Linked DNA regions of Homo sapiens: region 2 is linked to region 1. A link is a loop called in an ENCODE intact Hi-C map of the cell type or tissue named here. Cell type or tissue: chondrocyte. All regions are shown on one strand.

Region 1 (8,000 bases):
GACAGAGTCTCTCTCTGTTGCCCAGGCTGGAGTACAGTGGTGCGATCTCGGCTCACTGCAACCTCTGCCTCCTGGGTTCAAGCAATGCTCCTGCGTTGGCCTCCCAAAGTGCTGGGATTACAGGCATGAGCCACCACGCCCAGCCTTCTATTTACCCTTTTCTAGTGGATCTCCATCCAGCTTTTTGTCACTATATATCTTTTTCTAGAGTTGCCATTAAATTTTAAAATAAGTAATAAATGTAGCAAAGATCGCCAGAGAGCAGCATTTACAACAGTAACAATAGCTACCCTTCTGTTATGTGCTTTACATGTGCCAGGCTGTCTCTATCTTACAAATATTGGTCACTTGATAGATGGGGATGTCTTTTCTAATGCTCGTATTAACCCTGTAAATTAGCGTTCCTTTTGCTGTTTTACAAATGAGGAAATGGAATCTCAAAGAGGTCTTCCTTCTACTCTGTCACAGTCTCTGCCAATTTCTGGGCTAGCTGGGTGGCCTCATTTCAGAATAACGATGCGTATGGGGGAAGAAATGGCTGTTGGTGAATCAGAAAGTCTTGGGGGAAATAATGCATGTTCTAGCAGGTTGTAGCAAAAATACTGGGCTGAGATTCAGGAGTCCCTGGGTCTCAGCCTCCAGTTGGCCAGGAACCAGCTGTGGGGCGTGGCCTCGATCACCTCAGTGTTCACAGCTCTCTCGGTCCCACGCTACCCTGCAGTTCTTATTTTCTGATAAAGACTTTTACCACACCCAGAAGTTTCTCCAATTACAAAATAATTTTCAATCACAAGGTGGGAGCAGGGGGTTTGGGAGGGGCTCTAGGGAGTGCTTATGTAGAAGAATGCACATTTGACAGCAAAACATACATTTCTAACTGTAAAATGAAAGGAAAACTATGATTTTCATAATGTAAAAATTGGAGGTGAAGCCGAATAAGATGTTCTTAGACACTGGGACACGGGTTTAGAAATGGTGGAAATCACTCATTTGCCATAATCAGGAAGAAGGAACCTCTACACCCTCAGATGGAAGAAGGAAGACTCCAGAAAAAGGATTTACGGTTCTACAGGGCAATTAAATAAAAAAATAAAAAATGAATTAAAAAAAAAAAGCTAACATCAAATCCAGAACAAAGCCAAGCCAAGCCCTTCTGGACACCTGGGCTGGAGACCCCCATACCCCTGCATGGGTGAGCGGGACATCCAGGTGCCTTGGACCCTACCTGCTACCCATTGCCCATGCCATTCAATGAATGAAACCCCACCTGGGCGATTCAGCCGGCTTAGCCACCCAGGGGCAAATCAAACACAACCTGAAAAGCAAAGTCAGCCCAATGCAGCACACAGGTGGCTTCAGAGGTCCCGGTGTGCACAGAACAGAGTGGGAGGAGGACCTCAGCCCTTGCCACACCTCTGCTCTCGCCAGGAGAGCCCCTTGCTGGCCAGCACTGCCTTGTCCTCTGCAGGCTTGGCTCCCTCTAACCACACACACCAGGGAGCCCAGCAAACACCCAAGATCGTGTGCCTGGCCCACCTGGGGCAAACCCTCGAGGCCCGGCAGTCCATCTCTGTAACCGTCAGCTACCTCACATGAGCAGGATCCATCCCCTAAGCTCTCAGAGCATTGCTGTGCCTGTGAGATGGCCGGCACACAGCTGACCTCAAGGCCTGCCATCAACACCTTCATGAGTGCTACATCCCAGGCCCTCTCTGTCCCCTCTTCCTTGTCACCCTCAGGACAAGCCTGAGAGCAAGCTGAGAGGGCAATGGGTCAGCGGTCCACGACCTACCCAGGGAGTGGCCGGGTGTGATCCATGCTACAGTGGGTCTGACCCCGGAGCCCCTGTCCCGGGATAAGACGCAGCACAGCCTGGATTTACGAGCCCCACTGTTTGGGTTCAAATTCCAACTTCACCACTAACAGAGTGTGCGACCTTGGGTTACTCGGCCACTTTTCTGGGGCCATTTCCCTCCTGCTCCATGGGGGAGGGAGGAATAGAATACTGTGGGGGCTCTTGTGGAGATTTGAGCTGAGAACCTCCATGAAGCGCTCAGAACAGGGGCTGGGGGACAGCAGCCGCCTTCCTCATTTCCCCACCTCCCTGATCGCATCAGCCACTCTCTTCCCCATGTCCCTGGAAGGGGCTGCAGAGGGGTAGGGGTGGAACCAGAGGCTGCCATCGCCCCCACCCGGTTTGGGTCGTGTCCCCCAGTGCAGCCTCTGCCATCGCCCTCAAGAGCATTTATCACGCATTTACCACGGATCTTTAAAACGAAAGCTGCAGGGGAGGGTAATTAAGTTTAATAGGAGCCGCCGTCGATTTAAAGCCACAGGGGGGAAGTAATTAGATTTAACAGAAGCCACGGCTTTCTGAACCAAGACACACAGCGTGGGGGTCCCTGGTCTAGAAAGCCTTCGGGATGATGTCTTTTTGTAAAGACTTTCCTGGTGACATTTGCTGCGCCCTCAGTCATTAACGCCAGTCACTGACTGGGGAATGAATGTGGCCTCTGCTCATTGAAATTCATTAGGCCTGGCATTTCTCTCGCTGTCTCTCCTGTTTGCCCTCCCCATCGCCTTTGCGCTGGGCCAGGAGGGCTCTGCCCCCAAAACCAGCCTCCTGGGGCCCCACATCCAGGAGCTGGGGGTTTGGAAGAATAACAAGAAATAATTAGAGTTAAACCAAAGCCCCGTAGGAGGACCCCTTTATTCCCCGCCTGGGTATTCTCTGGATGTCGTTTTCTTTATTGGCAGGAACCGCTTCATGGAGCGGCCCCCATTTCTTTCCTCACCTGGCACCTGCCCGGACGCCAGGGGCGCCCATCACCGTTCCTGGGCCCCTTCCCGACCCCTCCCCACCAGGTAAGGCGCTCTCGACCTCCCCGACCGTGCTGTTCCTCCTGACCCCGTGCGCAGGGACTCGGGGACTCAAAAACCAGACCCCCGACACAAGACAGCTCAAAAAACGGGAAACGGAGGCCCAGGCCTCCCTCCCTGCGCCCCTGCCTCCACCACCCTCCAGCCGAGAAGCTGGGGTTCACCAATCCCGCAGCTGGCCCGCCCACCCTGCCCGAGAGCCTCCTTCCCAGTGCCCCCTTTCAGGTTGCATCTCGCGCACAGCCGCGGGGCCGGGGCGAGCGCGGAGCAGGCAGGGGCGCGGGGCCAGGAGCGCAAAGCCCAGGCGGACGCCGAGGCTGCGGCGCCACCTACAGTCCGCGCGGCTTCCATTGTTTCCCCGCCGGCCGAGAGCGCGCCCGGCCCCCCGTCGGGGGGCAATTTACCCGGATAAAAGGGGCGGGGCAGGAATTGCAAGAAGATGAAGCTGAAAGAACCTGAGACTGTCGGAACTGCCGGGGAAAATTCTACGGGACGGCTTTGACGTCAGATGTGCGGGGCTGCGAAAGTCGGGGGAGGGAGTGCGAGTGGGCTTTTAAGGGGAAGGGCACTAAGGCCGAGGTGAGGCTTTTCCCGACAGAGGGTGAAGGGGGCAAAACTCGGTGCCCCCCAACCTCTGGCCCCGGGGTTCCTGACCCCGCCCCCGCTAGTGCCCCACGCCGAGTGCATCCACTGGGAGCCTGAGGCCTGGGGGAAGGGCCCCAGTTGTCGATTGCTTTACAAAGTCAAACTCTCCCAGCCAAGAACCTCGGGGCCGCTGCGCGGTGGGGAGGAGTTCCCCGAAACCCGGCCGCTAAGCGAGGCCTCCTCCTCCCGCAGATCCGAACGGCCTGGGCGGGGTCACCCCGGCTGGGACAAGAAGCCGCCGCCTGCCTGCCCGGGCCCGGGGAGGGGGCTGGGGCTGGGGCCGGAGGCGGGGTGTGAGTGGGTGTGTGCGGGGGGCGGAGGCTTGATGCAATCCCGATAAGAAATGCTCGGGTGTCTTGGGCACCTACCCGTGGGGCCCGTAAGGCGCTACTATATAAGGCTGCCGGCCCGGAGCCGCCGCGCCGTCAGAGCAGGAGCGCTGCGTCCAGGATCTAGGGCCACGACCATCCCAACCCGGCACTCACAGCCCCGCAGCGCATCCCGGTCGCCGCCCAGCCTCCCGCACCCCCATCGCCGGAGCTGCGCCGAGAGCCCCAGGGAGGTGCCATGCGGAGCGGGTGTGTGGTGGTCCACGTATGGATCCTGGCCGGCCTCTGGCTGGCCGTGGCCGGGCGCCCCCTCGCCTTCTCGGACGCGGGGCCCCACGTGCACTACGGCTGGGGCGACCCCATCCGCCTGCGGCACCTGTACACCTCCGGCCCCCACGGGCTCTCCAGCTGCTTCCTGCGCATCCGTGCCGACGGCGTCGTGGACTGCGCGCGGGGCCAGAGCGCGCACAGTGAGTGCCCGCCAGCACCCCCGCCCGCCCCGCCGCGCGCACCCCACCCCGCTGCGCGCGCCCCACCCCAGCGCCCTTCCTTCCTTTGCCACCCTTAGGCTCCTGCGGACCCCTCAACTCCTGGGAACCCCAGGTTTTGGCACCTGGACGTTAGGATCCCTCCGTTAGTCCCCAAACAGCGCGGGACGCTAGGGAGAAGCACAGGCTTGTGGACCGACCGCACCCACGTGGTGCGGGCCCAGCGGTCCTTGCTGCAGCTTCTCGCTTCCCCTGCGCCTAGGTTTGCTGGAGATCAAGGCAGTCGCTCTGCGGACCGTGGCCATCAAGGGCGTGCACAGCGTGCGGTACCTCTGCATGGGCGCCGACGGCAAGATGCAGGGGCTGGTAAGTGTCCCCACGGGGCGGATGCGCCGGGGCGGGGGACCGGCGCCTGTCCCCGGGCGGAGGCCTGAAGGAGAGAAAGGCGCTGGTTCGAATCCAGGGTTTCCTCGCCTCCTCCGCCCAGACCCGCGTGCAACTTCGAGGGAAAGATTGCAAAGACCGATTAAGTGCATGTCCGACGATTTCCTACGGAAATTTAGGGTCTCAGCCAGCAGCCAGAGAATAGGCAAAAGCTGCCTTTGCATTTCCAATTGAGTCAAAGGCCGGCCTAGCCGGACCGAGGAAACCCATTATTCGGCCTCCTTTGATATTAAACAGGAAAACCCACCTCGGGCCTTTTCAGCCTCTGCCTGCGCGTGTGTGGTCCTCGCCTCCGTTTCCCTCCCTCCAGTATAAAAGAAGAAAAAAAGAATGGGAAAGAAAAAAGAGGATCTACCCATAACTTTCCTTTAAAAACAAATCAATTGTCAAGCAAGGCAGAAAACAGTGCATTTGGGATAGGAGAGATTTTTTTTTTAGAATTAATTTTTAATCTACCAGGAGCACGGTGTGGCTTAGACGCAGATGCGCTGGAGTCATGTTGCGCCAGGGGAGTGCTTTTCCTCCTGCGGGCCTCACCTGTCCTGTAAACGCTTTCTGGTGGGGGCAGGGGGTGGGGGCTGGCAGGGAAGGCCCAGGTAACCGCAGAGGTCCCGGGGCCGGAAGTGTACGAGCGCTGGGGCTCTGGTGGCCGGGAACAAAGGCTGGGAGTTCAAAGGAACGAACCCGCGCCCCTCCCGCGGCCCCGCGCGCAGAGGAGGCTGTGTGAGGTCTCGGCCCGCGCAGGCCTCACACGCAGCCCCGGACTCCCTGGCGGAGCAGGGGCCAGGGCGGGGGTGGCCGCGCCTGCCCGGGGCCCCCACCCCAGAAAGGATGCAGAGGCGGGGCCGCCTCCGGCCCAACCAGCTCCTTTGTGAACAGCGGGACAAAGCATTTTAGAGTCTCAAAATTGCTCGGTGCCTCTGCCGTGCTCCGTGTACTCGGAGCGCCTGTTTCAGGTTTTATGGCGGAGTCCTGCGTGAGAGGACTGCAGAGAAAGGGGGTGGTCGGCACGCTGGACGCTGACTCCCACCCAGAGCCGCTCCAAACCCACCCTTGCAACTTTAATTTTGACATTTACTATGGCAGGGGGTGTGGGGGTTCCTAATGATGGGAGGCCAGCAGGGGACGTCAACCTAACCCGCCATTCTGCCCAAATTGGGGGTTGGGTCACCTGAAATCCCTCTGTGCCTTTTTTTTTTTTTTTTTTTTTTTTTTTTGGCAGAGTCTTGCTCTGTCGCCCAGGCTGGAATGCAGTGGCCAGATCTCGGCTCACTGCAACCTGTGCCTCCCAGGTTCAAGCGTTTCTGCTACCTCAGCCTCCCATGGAGCTGGGATTACAGGTACCCACCACCAAGCCCAGCTACCTTTTGTATTTTGGGTAGAGATGGGGTTTCACCATGTTGGTGGCCAGGCTGGTCTTGAACTCCCGACCTCAAGTGATCCGGCCGTCTCGGCCTCCCAAAGTGCTTTGGGATTAGAGGTGTGAGCCACCGCGCCCAGCCCCCTTTGTGCCTCTTGATCCCCTGTGCATGGTCTAACAGAAATTGAGGATCTTTTTTTTTTTTTTTTTTTTTTTGAGACGGAGTCTCGCTTGCTCTGTCGCCCAGGCTGGAGTACAGTGGTATGATCTTGGCTCACTGCAACCTCCACCTGCGGGGTTCAAGCAATTCTCCTGCCTCAGCCTCCCAAGTAGCTGGGATTACGGGCACCGTGCCACCATGACCGGCTAGTTTTTTTGTATTTTTAGTAGAGATGAGGTTTCACCATCCTGGCCAGGCTGGTCTCGAACTCCTGACATCACGATCTGCCTGCCTCAGCCGCCCAAAGTGCTGGGATTACAGGCATGAGCCACCTCGCCTGGCCTCTTTCTTAAATAAAAATGCCACATTCTTCTAGAAACTTGAAGTCATTTCGTTTTCTGTATGGAGAAAGTGATACTAATTTCTCCCAAAGGACAAGCCAAGTAAATAGAAGAAGGTCCTCCAATCATTCGGTTTTGTGTTCCTTGTTTATTGATCATTTGGCATTTTTGGGAGTTTGGGAGAAATCACGCTTGCTGTCCGATGCTTTGTCCCAGCCATCCGTGGGCTCGGCAGGAGCCTGGGTTGCTGCAATGAGCCTCTTATCAGGAGCTTATTAGCACAGGTACCTCGTCACCCACCTGCAGTTCAGTGACCTTTGCAGACTTAGGCAGGAACCTGACTGAGGCCGTCCTGCAGTGTGTTTACTGCCCAGCCCTTCCGGCTCCCGCCTGCGCCTGTCCTGGGTCGCCAAGGGGTAATGACACCGGTGTGGGATGGCACTTGCCCACTGGCACCTCTCAACCCCGTGGACTATGAATGTTCTAAGACAAGGCTTCCCTCAGCACACATTTCCGGCCACCAGCTGGGCGCCGGCCTGGCCTGGCCTGGCCTGGGGGAGGGGCTGCTGAGATCTGCCTCCTGGCAGCCTGCCTGGAAGGCCCTTGGTGACTGAATGGAGGAGACAGCGGGGCTGATGGTTCTCAGAACTGCTGCAGACCAGAAGGCCTTAGAATGATAAAGGCACACAGTGATTTCTGAGATAGGTGGGGAACAGATGCTTTCATCTGGGACCCAGATCGGATCACACGCAATTTATTTAAAAGACCTATCCTAAGATGACAACCCAGTTTATCAGTGTTTCCCAAAGTGCCAATGAAATACCCAGGAACTTTTTAAATGCCAGGAGTTATGTCTGTAATGTAAAGGGTGAGGGAAACACAGACGGCATTCCTGTGGGTTGATGGATATTATTGCTTAGGACAAGGCTCTCGAAAAAGTGAGGTAATTTAGTGGAAATTATTTGGGTCTATATAGAGTGTATATGTAGTATTAAGTATATACATAAAATATACATATATGAAATAATAAACCTCAGTTTTGTCTGTGTGCATGTATATCTATATAAAGATTATAATTTATAAAGGTATATAAATGTATATTTAATTTATTAATGGGTTATATATTAACATAATGTACATATTATATATGCTTACACTTACAGTACATTTATATATGTGTGTGTGTTCTCTGTGTATATATATAGTTGTGGGTTTTTTGTTTTGTTTTTTTTTGAGACAGGGTCTTGCTCTATCACCCAGACTAGAGTGCAGTGGCATGATCATTGCTCAGTGCAGCCTTGACTACCCAGCCTCAACCCATCCTCCCACCTCTCAGCCTCCCGAATAGCTGGG
Region 2 (8,000 bases), 180 kb before region 1:
GCCGGGGCAAAATGACCCATGTCAAGTCAATAACCTCCGCGCTGCTTCACCTTCTCGTGCTGGAATGCCTTCTGCGTGCCTTCCTGGAAAGCGCCCTGTGGCCCCGTGACCCAGCCTGGGCCGGCACCTTGAGTTGGGCACAAATTCAAGATGACAACTCTTGGAGCCCGTTGGCTGGCGGCAGAATGATGAGGAGACATTCTGCCCGGGCGGTTTATTGTCCGTTCTAGACTGAGAACAATTCCGGGCTGTTACGATGTGATTGCCCTTGGGCGCGTTATCAGCGTGAACTCAGGGCAGAGCAATACCCCTGCCAAGCGGCCGACGCTGTTTCACAGGGAGGGCCCTCCTGCTCTTTCACCCACAGTGGGGCTCGGGGCCATGGGTGCAGGGCTGGAGGAGGATGTGAGGGGCAGCTATTTCAGTCTGGAATATCAGGATTTTAACCCCAAATAAATGTCTTGGTTATTATTTCAGCAAGCGTGCCCTAAATCACCTTGGGAAGACTTGAGCCTTTCAGAGCCTTGGTTTGCATAAAATAGGGGCTGTGTCAGAGCCCCCTTTGTGGGGCTATTGAGAAGATTCCAGAAGATTTCATAGAATGAAGTGCTTAGCACTGAGCCTGGCACAGCATAGGTGGTTGAACATTGATGCTTTTTTTTGTTATTAGTACAGCTGTGTTGCTGATTTTATAGTCGAGATTCCACAAGAGGAAATCGGGTTGGAACATAAAGATATTTGCCCCGTGGATTCTCCAGGGGGTTCCCACACAGTCCCATTCTCACATTCATTTCTCGAGCTGTCCCTCTTATTAGCCTACAGAATGAGCTAGAGCTGCTTCTCGCTGGCAATGGGGAGAGCTCCTTTCTGGGGGACCCCAGCTCCCAGGAGCTGAACTTAGAGGTTGCCAGGCCTGAGGAGAGGGAAATGACCCAGAGATGCTAGGAGGGGCTGGGCCCTCTCAGCACAGGCCTCAGGCTTCTCTTGGAAGCAGGGGTTTGCCATGCAGGAAGCAGGCATGGCCCATGCCCATTGTGGGAGAGGGTGAGGCTGCACCGCCTGCCTGCTTTCTGCCAGCACCCCTTGGCAGGCAGGCGAAGGTAGGCAGGGGCCCTTTGGGACTCTGCTGGAGGAGGTTTGGACGTAGGGCTCTAAGGCCCCTAAAATTTGCTCCATGCATCCTTACACAAGGGAGAGCTCCAGCAGAAGCCAGGGTCTGCGGTCAGGGAAAGGCAGAGGACGGCAAGGGCCATGGCCCTCATCGCACAGACACTGAGGAAGAGCAGGGTCTCACCCTTGGTGGCTCAGCTGGTTTTTGGCAGTGATGGCTTCAGAACCTGGGCCCCCCATCCCCAGCCAATGCTCTCTGGTTTTCCAAAAGGAAATTTCCCTATTATTTCCCTCCTTAGATCCATGAAGGGTATTTATCAATGGCAAAGGATGATGCCCTGCAGGTGTATCAGTGGCCCGTGAGCCAGCTCCATCCAGCCTCAGCAGGAAGAAGCATTTTTCCAAGCATCTCAATGCTCACATTAGTGCTCGATTGGCAATTAGCAAATGTCACAACCCCCTCCTCCCTGAGCGACAGTTGTTTCAGATGTCAAATTCCTGCCAAGCGCCACGTCTTGTTCTAAAACCTCTTTCCAGGGGTACTCGAGGGAAATTAGCATGATGCCAGCCGAGAAGAAAACCCCTCAGAGCTTGAGAATGGCGAGTCCTCCCGGGGAGGGAATTCAGCCGCAGGTTCCTATCGACAGTGAAAGATTAATTGATGCAGAGTGAATTATGGAAATGCGTGAGGCCGTTTCTACCGATGATGCCTTTAAAACCGCGGTCCCCCGCTGCAGCGTCATCGCACACCAGGTCTGCAGAGGGCAGCGGAAGCCCCAGCCTCCTTCTTTTGTCCTCCCCAAGAGGCCCCTCCCCAAAGTTAAATGTGTTTAGAAGTGGGCAGGGGATTGAACAGCCCTGCAAAGCAAACATCACCTCCAACACTGACAATGCGAAAGCGCTTCCTGTGGACCAGGCACTTTGCATGGATTATATTTCCTTTGTTCCCTAAAACAACTCGGAGATAAATTCTATTGTAATTCCCATTTTACAGAGAAGGACACTGAGAGGGGAGGTGACTTGCCTCAGGGGACCCATTCAGGGAGTGCAGAACCAGGATCTGGCCCCAGTGGCCTGTCTCAGAGCTGGGTCCTTACCTGTGCCCTGCCAGGCGAGTGATCTGAATGGGCAGGTGGGGAGAAATCCCGTGCCTCGATTTCCACTAGGAAAGTGTCTTGGTTTTCTGTTCACTGAATGGTTACGAGCCCTTGTCCCTGCAGGCTGGGGGCCAGGGAGGAAGGCTGAGGACCAGGTGGGGAACAGTCTATGTCTCAGAGCTGAGGCTTTCATAGGGGAAGGGGATTCTCGGGGAGGTGAGGGGTGCTGGGTGCTGATGGGAGCTCTGGGGGCACTGCCCAGATCCCCTGGGCTCTTAAGATAAAGTTGAGGGGTCAGAAGGTCCAAGCAGGGCCTGAGATCTCATGTCACTCCGAAGCTTCCAGCAAGGGAGACCCTGGTGGCAATTTCCCAGCGGGTCTCTAAGCCAGAGATACCCAGGAGGCTTTGCTTTCCGGTTTGATATGGGGGCAGCCCAGTCTATTCATGGATGCCCCAGGCTAAGGGGCGTGGCTCTAGACACACATGGATCTGGGCTCTCGAGCATCAGTGTAATAACCTCATTTCTTGAATGAGGTGAGTAAAGCCCAGGACAGAAGGAGGCTCCCAGAGTCCCCAGCAGAGCCAGACTCAGGGCCCTGGTCACCCTTGGCTGGCCAGGACCCAGCACAGGGGCCGTGGAGGTAGGGAAAGCCGCTGGTCCAGAGCATCCCGACCTCCCCCGAATAAAAGGGGTGGCTTTGGTACTGCCTGAGAGTTACAGTTGACTCAGCCCACCTTGGAAGCCAGGTTCTAGGAAAAACCCCTCCCTAAGGAAGAAGGATGCCAGCTGCCTTCAGCCTGGTCCCACTGCCACCACAAGATGGCGCTGTTTTGCGGGGTTTTTGTTTCTGTTTACAACCTGAGCACACTGACCTGGTCTTTCCCACCTTTGATGTTCTTGGGTTTATGGCACTGAAGGTAATTCTGTCGTCCTGGTGCAGAGGGCAGAAGATGCCTTCTTGTAGGGTGCATGCACATGTGTGATCATGTGTCCACGTGTGTGATCATGCGTGCAGGTGCATGTGTGTGCATATGTACCTGTGTGAATCTTGGTATGCATGGCATATGCTCTTGTGTGTTTGTGTATGTCTTTGCCTTGTGTGTGCATGTGTGCATACATGTGAATATGTGTGTTATATGCTCCCATGTGTGCAGGAGTGTGTATATTTGTAGCACTGTGTATGCTCATGTGTGAGCCTGTGCTCATGGACATATGTGTACCTTTGTGTCAGTAGGTATTGTATGCGTGTGTATGTATATGTACATGTGTGTTTGCCTGCAAGGTACATGTGTGCGCCAGTGTGTGCACATGTGTATATTTTGGGCTGTGTGGGGATGTGTGCAGAGGCACATGTGTATGCCTTTTTGCGTGCATGGTGTGCACGTATGTCTGTGTGTGTGTCTGCTGGACAGCAAGAAGGAGCAAGGTCCATCTCCTGTCCTCAGTGGTCCCTCCCCTCCTCTCTTTCTTGGCTAATGTGGCTCAGAGCCTGCATCGGCAGGCGAAAGCTGGGCCTGGCTGGGGGCACCTCCGGGCGCTGCTCCATGCCGCCCTATGGCCACTTGCACCTGGATGCAGGAGCACTGTCTGCTATTTGTCTCCCTTACTGTACTCTGAGCTCCTGGAGGCCAGGTCTGGGTGGTGCTCAACCAGGGCTCCCCAGGTTTGGGCACAGGACCTGGCCTAGAGTAAGAAGTTCGCTAGAGACCAATCAGGTTTCTAGGCCGAATACCGAGGGTCCAGTTGTCAGAAATATCTGAGAGTTCATTTAATTCGCTCGACAGTCCTCTGAGGCAGGCTGCATAATTATTCCATCTTGTGATGAAGAAACAAAGGCACAGAGAAGTTAAGTGACTCACCCAAAACCACCAGCTATGAACAGGCAGAACCAGCGTCCAGCCCAGGTTTGAATCGATGTTTGTGGGTTGAGATGAATAAATTATTCCATTGGCCTGAATATATATTTTTAGCAGGAGGTGCTTTATCTGCATTTTGTTACAGGGATCATAAACCCTCTGTGCCCAGAGCAGGAGGCCATAGGCAGTCCTGCTCAAATGCCTCTTCCTCCAGGAAGCCTACCTGACCTCTCTCAGAGAAAATTTCTGATTCTCTGTGTTCCTGCAGACTTCAGGTTTCCACTTGGAGGTCCTAAGGTGCATAAATTCTTTCCAACCCTGTGAGCAAGAAGCCAGGGTTTTGGGGAGCCACTGAGGATCTGAAGAAATCTGATAAAAGCTCCAGATGCTGGGATCATGTAGGTGTGCACAGAAATCATCCCCAGTTTGAGAGGGTTCACTGACAATGCAGCTCAATGTTGGGCCTCGGCTAGAGCCCTGAAATGATAGAGACACCTGCCTAACTTGAGACGCAGCTGGCGACGGCCAGTGGAGCCCCTGTTTCCGAGAGGGGAGCGTGGCACTAGACACTTCTTCTTCAGCCATTTCACAAATATTCTTTTTTTTTTTTTTTTTTTGAGACAGAGTCTCGCTCTGTTGCCCAGGCTGGAGTGCAGTGGCGGGATCTCGGCTCACTGCAAGCTCCGCCTCCCGGGTTCACGCCATTCTCCTGCCTCAGCCTCCCAAGTAGCTGGGACTACAGGCGCCCGCCACTACGCCCGGCTAATTTTTTGTATTTTTAGTAGAGACGGGGTTTCACCGTTTTAGCCGGGATGGTCTCGATCTCCTGACCTCGTGATCCGCCCGCCTCGGCCTCCCAAAGTGCTGGGATTACAGGCGTGAGCCACCACCCCAGCCGAATTTGATTGAATTTTGAATTCAGACTCTGAATAGTATCCCCAAATCCCCAGGCAAAGGGCCGACAGTGGAGCCTCCTGCAAGTGGGGGGGCAGTACACTGGCTTGGGAAGAGTCGGGACTTTTCGTTCAGGGCCGCAGGGACCAGCTGCCCACTCCCCGAGCACCTACAGCCCCACAATTGGGGACGTCGCCAGCCACTGAGGTCTTTCTTCTCGGCACTGCCTCCACCCCCACCCCGGCTGTCCTGTCCAGTCTTCAAGCAAATGTTTTTGATTTTACAGGAAGTAGAGCAAGGACCTAATCTGAGTTTAATTTTTGAGTACATTAATTATATTAATTAAGTATATTAATTAATTAATATATTAATTAAGTATATTGATTAATTTCTGAGTATATTAATATGGCAGAGAAGGCTGCACAGTCGTGTTCAGTAACTGCTCCAGGCCTTGGAATGTCCCCGTTGGTATAAATTAATGGTTTGGAGATACCAAGTGATGTGAGGTCTGCTTTTGCGTGTAAGGAAAGAGATGGGCTAAACTCAGGGAACCCACATCCATCTAGGGACAGCCCTGTCTCCAGGACTCAGTTTACCCATTTATAAAATAAGAGGTGCAATTGCTATCACATACCCCACGCTGTACACAGACTATCAAACCAGGGGCTCTGAGGGGCCAGAGTCACGGCCCTGTTTGCCTGCCCTACACAGGATGAGAGTAGAGTGAACACGAGTATAACACGATGAAGGAGAGGAGAGCTTCCCAGAGGAGACAGGCACATCCATCCTGTGTTCTGAAAAAGAAAAAGAAAAAAAGAAAAACAAACTTCCCCCAGTAACTCAATAAGAAAAGCTCTCTGGAATCCCACCGTCCACCTCGACACCCCTCTTTCTTCCTGGCTGTTGCCTTCTGCCCGCACCTCTGTATCACCCTTCCCTCCCGATCACTCTCCATCTCCCCACTCTTCAAGGTCCCCACAGAACATCTTCCCACTATGTGGCAGTGACCATCCCTGTCCCGGAGTGGCCTCCCCCCTCAGCCCTCCCCACTCTGCCCTCCCCCTTCTGCCCTCCCCCCTCAGCCCTCCCCACTCTGCCCTCCCCATTCTGCCTTCCCCACTCTGCCCTCCCCACTCTGCCCTCCCCACTCTGCCCTCCCCATTCTGCCTTCCCCACTCTGCCCTCCCCACTCTGTCCTCCCCACTCTGCCCTCATTCCTACAGATTTGCTGCCTGTGTGTTTTCTCTTTGGGGATAAGAGTTGCTTCTCCAGGGTGCACCTAGTGCATGGGAGACAGCACTTCATATATGTTTATTGACTGAATGCATCAAGTCTGGGTTCAAAAACATGTCTCATAACCCAGAATATTCTATACCCACAAGAGGACCGGGCTTGTGAGCAGAGTCCTTGCTAAGTAGGCAGCCACTCCTGTCCCAGGTCTTTGGGGACAAGAGTACATTAATATGGCAGAGAAGGCTGCACAGTCGTGTTCAGTAACTGCTCCAGGCCTTGGAATGTCCCCGTTGGTATAAATTAATGGTTTGGAGGTACCAAGTGCTGTGAGGTCTGCTTTTGCGTGTAAGGAAAGAGAGGGGCTAAACTGAGATGGCTTCTGACTCTGGACTCGGAGGCATTAATTACTTAAATGAATAAGTATTAAATCAAAGGCCTTGCTTCAAAAATTAAACTCAGATTAGGTCCTTGCTCTACTTCCTGTAAAATCAAAAACATTTGCTTGAAGACTGGACAGCCAGGGTGGGGGTGGGGGCAGTGCCGAGAAGAAAGACCTCGGTGGCTGGCGAGGTCCCCAATTGTGGGGCTGTAGGTGCCCGGGGAGGGGGCAGCTGGTCCCTGCGGCCCTGAACAACAAGTCCCGACTCTGCCCAAGCCAATGCACTGCAATGACCTCTCACCTCTGCGCTCCTGCACAGCCAAGCCTGGAGGTGAGAGTAACTGCAATACCAGAGAGCAGGGGCCCTGGTTAGAGGGGTCCAGGAGACCAAGGTGGGGACTCTCAAGCCAGGAGGATTTGGAGCAGGAGCAGCAAAGGCTGGTGAGAAGACCAATATGAAAAGACCAGGGATGCTGCCTGGGGCCGTGCAGGGACCTTGAGGGAGAATTTGGATGCGACCTTACACCCAGACTCAGGGGTCCCTGTAATTCTCCTATTTTATCTTAATCAGACTCGCTCTGTTCACAGAATCGCCTGTGGCATTTCCAAGTGCCAGTCTAATCTTGCTTCCCACCCTAAACATTTCTTCCTGCAGTACGAAGGTCCGAACTCCTCTGTGAACGTCAAAGCCCCAGTGGGGCCGCCCCCAGGCAAGCTGGTCTCCTAAGGAATTTGCAGTTGGGCCTCTGCTCTCTCTGTTCACTGGCACCGCCCGATACCCTGGCATGTCGCTCACCCTTCAGCTGTCCCTGATTTCTTCTCCACCCTCCTTATTCCCTCCCCAACAAATGCAGGCATTTACTCCTTCTCTGGGGATCCCAGGAATTCTTTTAGTGCCTCCTTGATAACAGCAGCCAAGGATGGTTACTGAACACAGACTCTGCCCAGCGCTGTTCCAGTCACGGCCCCACGCTGGTGCAGGCAGTGCTGGTGACAGCCCGTGTGGCGTGTGCAGCCTACGTGCAGTGCCCTGCATTCTATCAGACCACCAGCTCCAGCTTCAGATATGACTGGACGCAGAGGCACAGAGAGAGGAAGCCGCCGGCCTCCGGCCACTTAGCAAGTGCTGGCCAAGCAGGGCTCAGGCCCTGGCCCCTGGCTCTCTGAAGGATGGACCCTGGTCTCGTTCGTTCTGTTCCCTTTGTCTCTGCACCTGGAATGGGGGTGGTGACGTGCTTCTCTGTCTCCAGGCTCCTTCCCCTCCAGAGGGGCCACGGCGTGCTGGCCTTTGCCACCCAGTCCCTTGACCAACTCCCAGGGCCCTGTGGGTGGCAGCATCCCCGCCAGCTCCCTGCTCCTGTGTCTGGCCCGAGCTAGGCACTCAGCATCACTGGAAAGGAGCTGGGCTGCCTGAGCTTCCTTCCTTGGG

The links. A loop is a pair of places that touch in the nucleus more often than their neighbours do. Peaks named below come from ENCODE experiments on the same cell type or tissue, not always from the same donor. Only the 100,000 strongest peaks of a DNase experiment are listed, where the experiment ranks them.
Region 2: it touches region 1 in a loop (4-fold over the local background); 43 of 110 quality-filtered maps call a loop at or near these places.

What each region holds. Positions count from the first base shown.
Region 1 is chr11:69,699,969-69,707,968 of GRCh38, reverse strand. FGF19 (fibroblast growth factor 19) reads left to right here and starts at 3,947. Exons shown (of 3, transcript NM_005117.3): 1 at 3,947-4,324; 2 at 4,605-4,708. The coding sequence starts at 4,093. RefSeq lists enhancers at 1,007-1,636, 2,176-2,538, 6,676-7,628 and a promoter at 1,677-3,874. In chondrocyte, a CTCF peak has its summit at 3,231 (motif pointing left); DNase peaks (open chromatin) are centred at 1,538, 3,782, 4,148, 7,191 and 1 weaker place.
Region 2 is chr11:69,883,763-69,891,762 of GRCh38, reverse strand. No RefSeq gene overlaps it. Among named protein-coding and RNA genes, the nearest start is that of FGF3, 68 kb to the right of the region's middle. RefSeq lists enhancers at 77-672, 2,868-3,162, 7,821-8,000. In chondrocyte, CTCF peaks have their summits at 2,793 and 3,017 (motif pointing right); DNase peaks (open chromatin) are centred at 152, 5,092 and 7,692.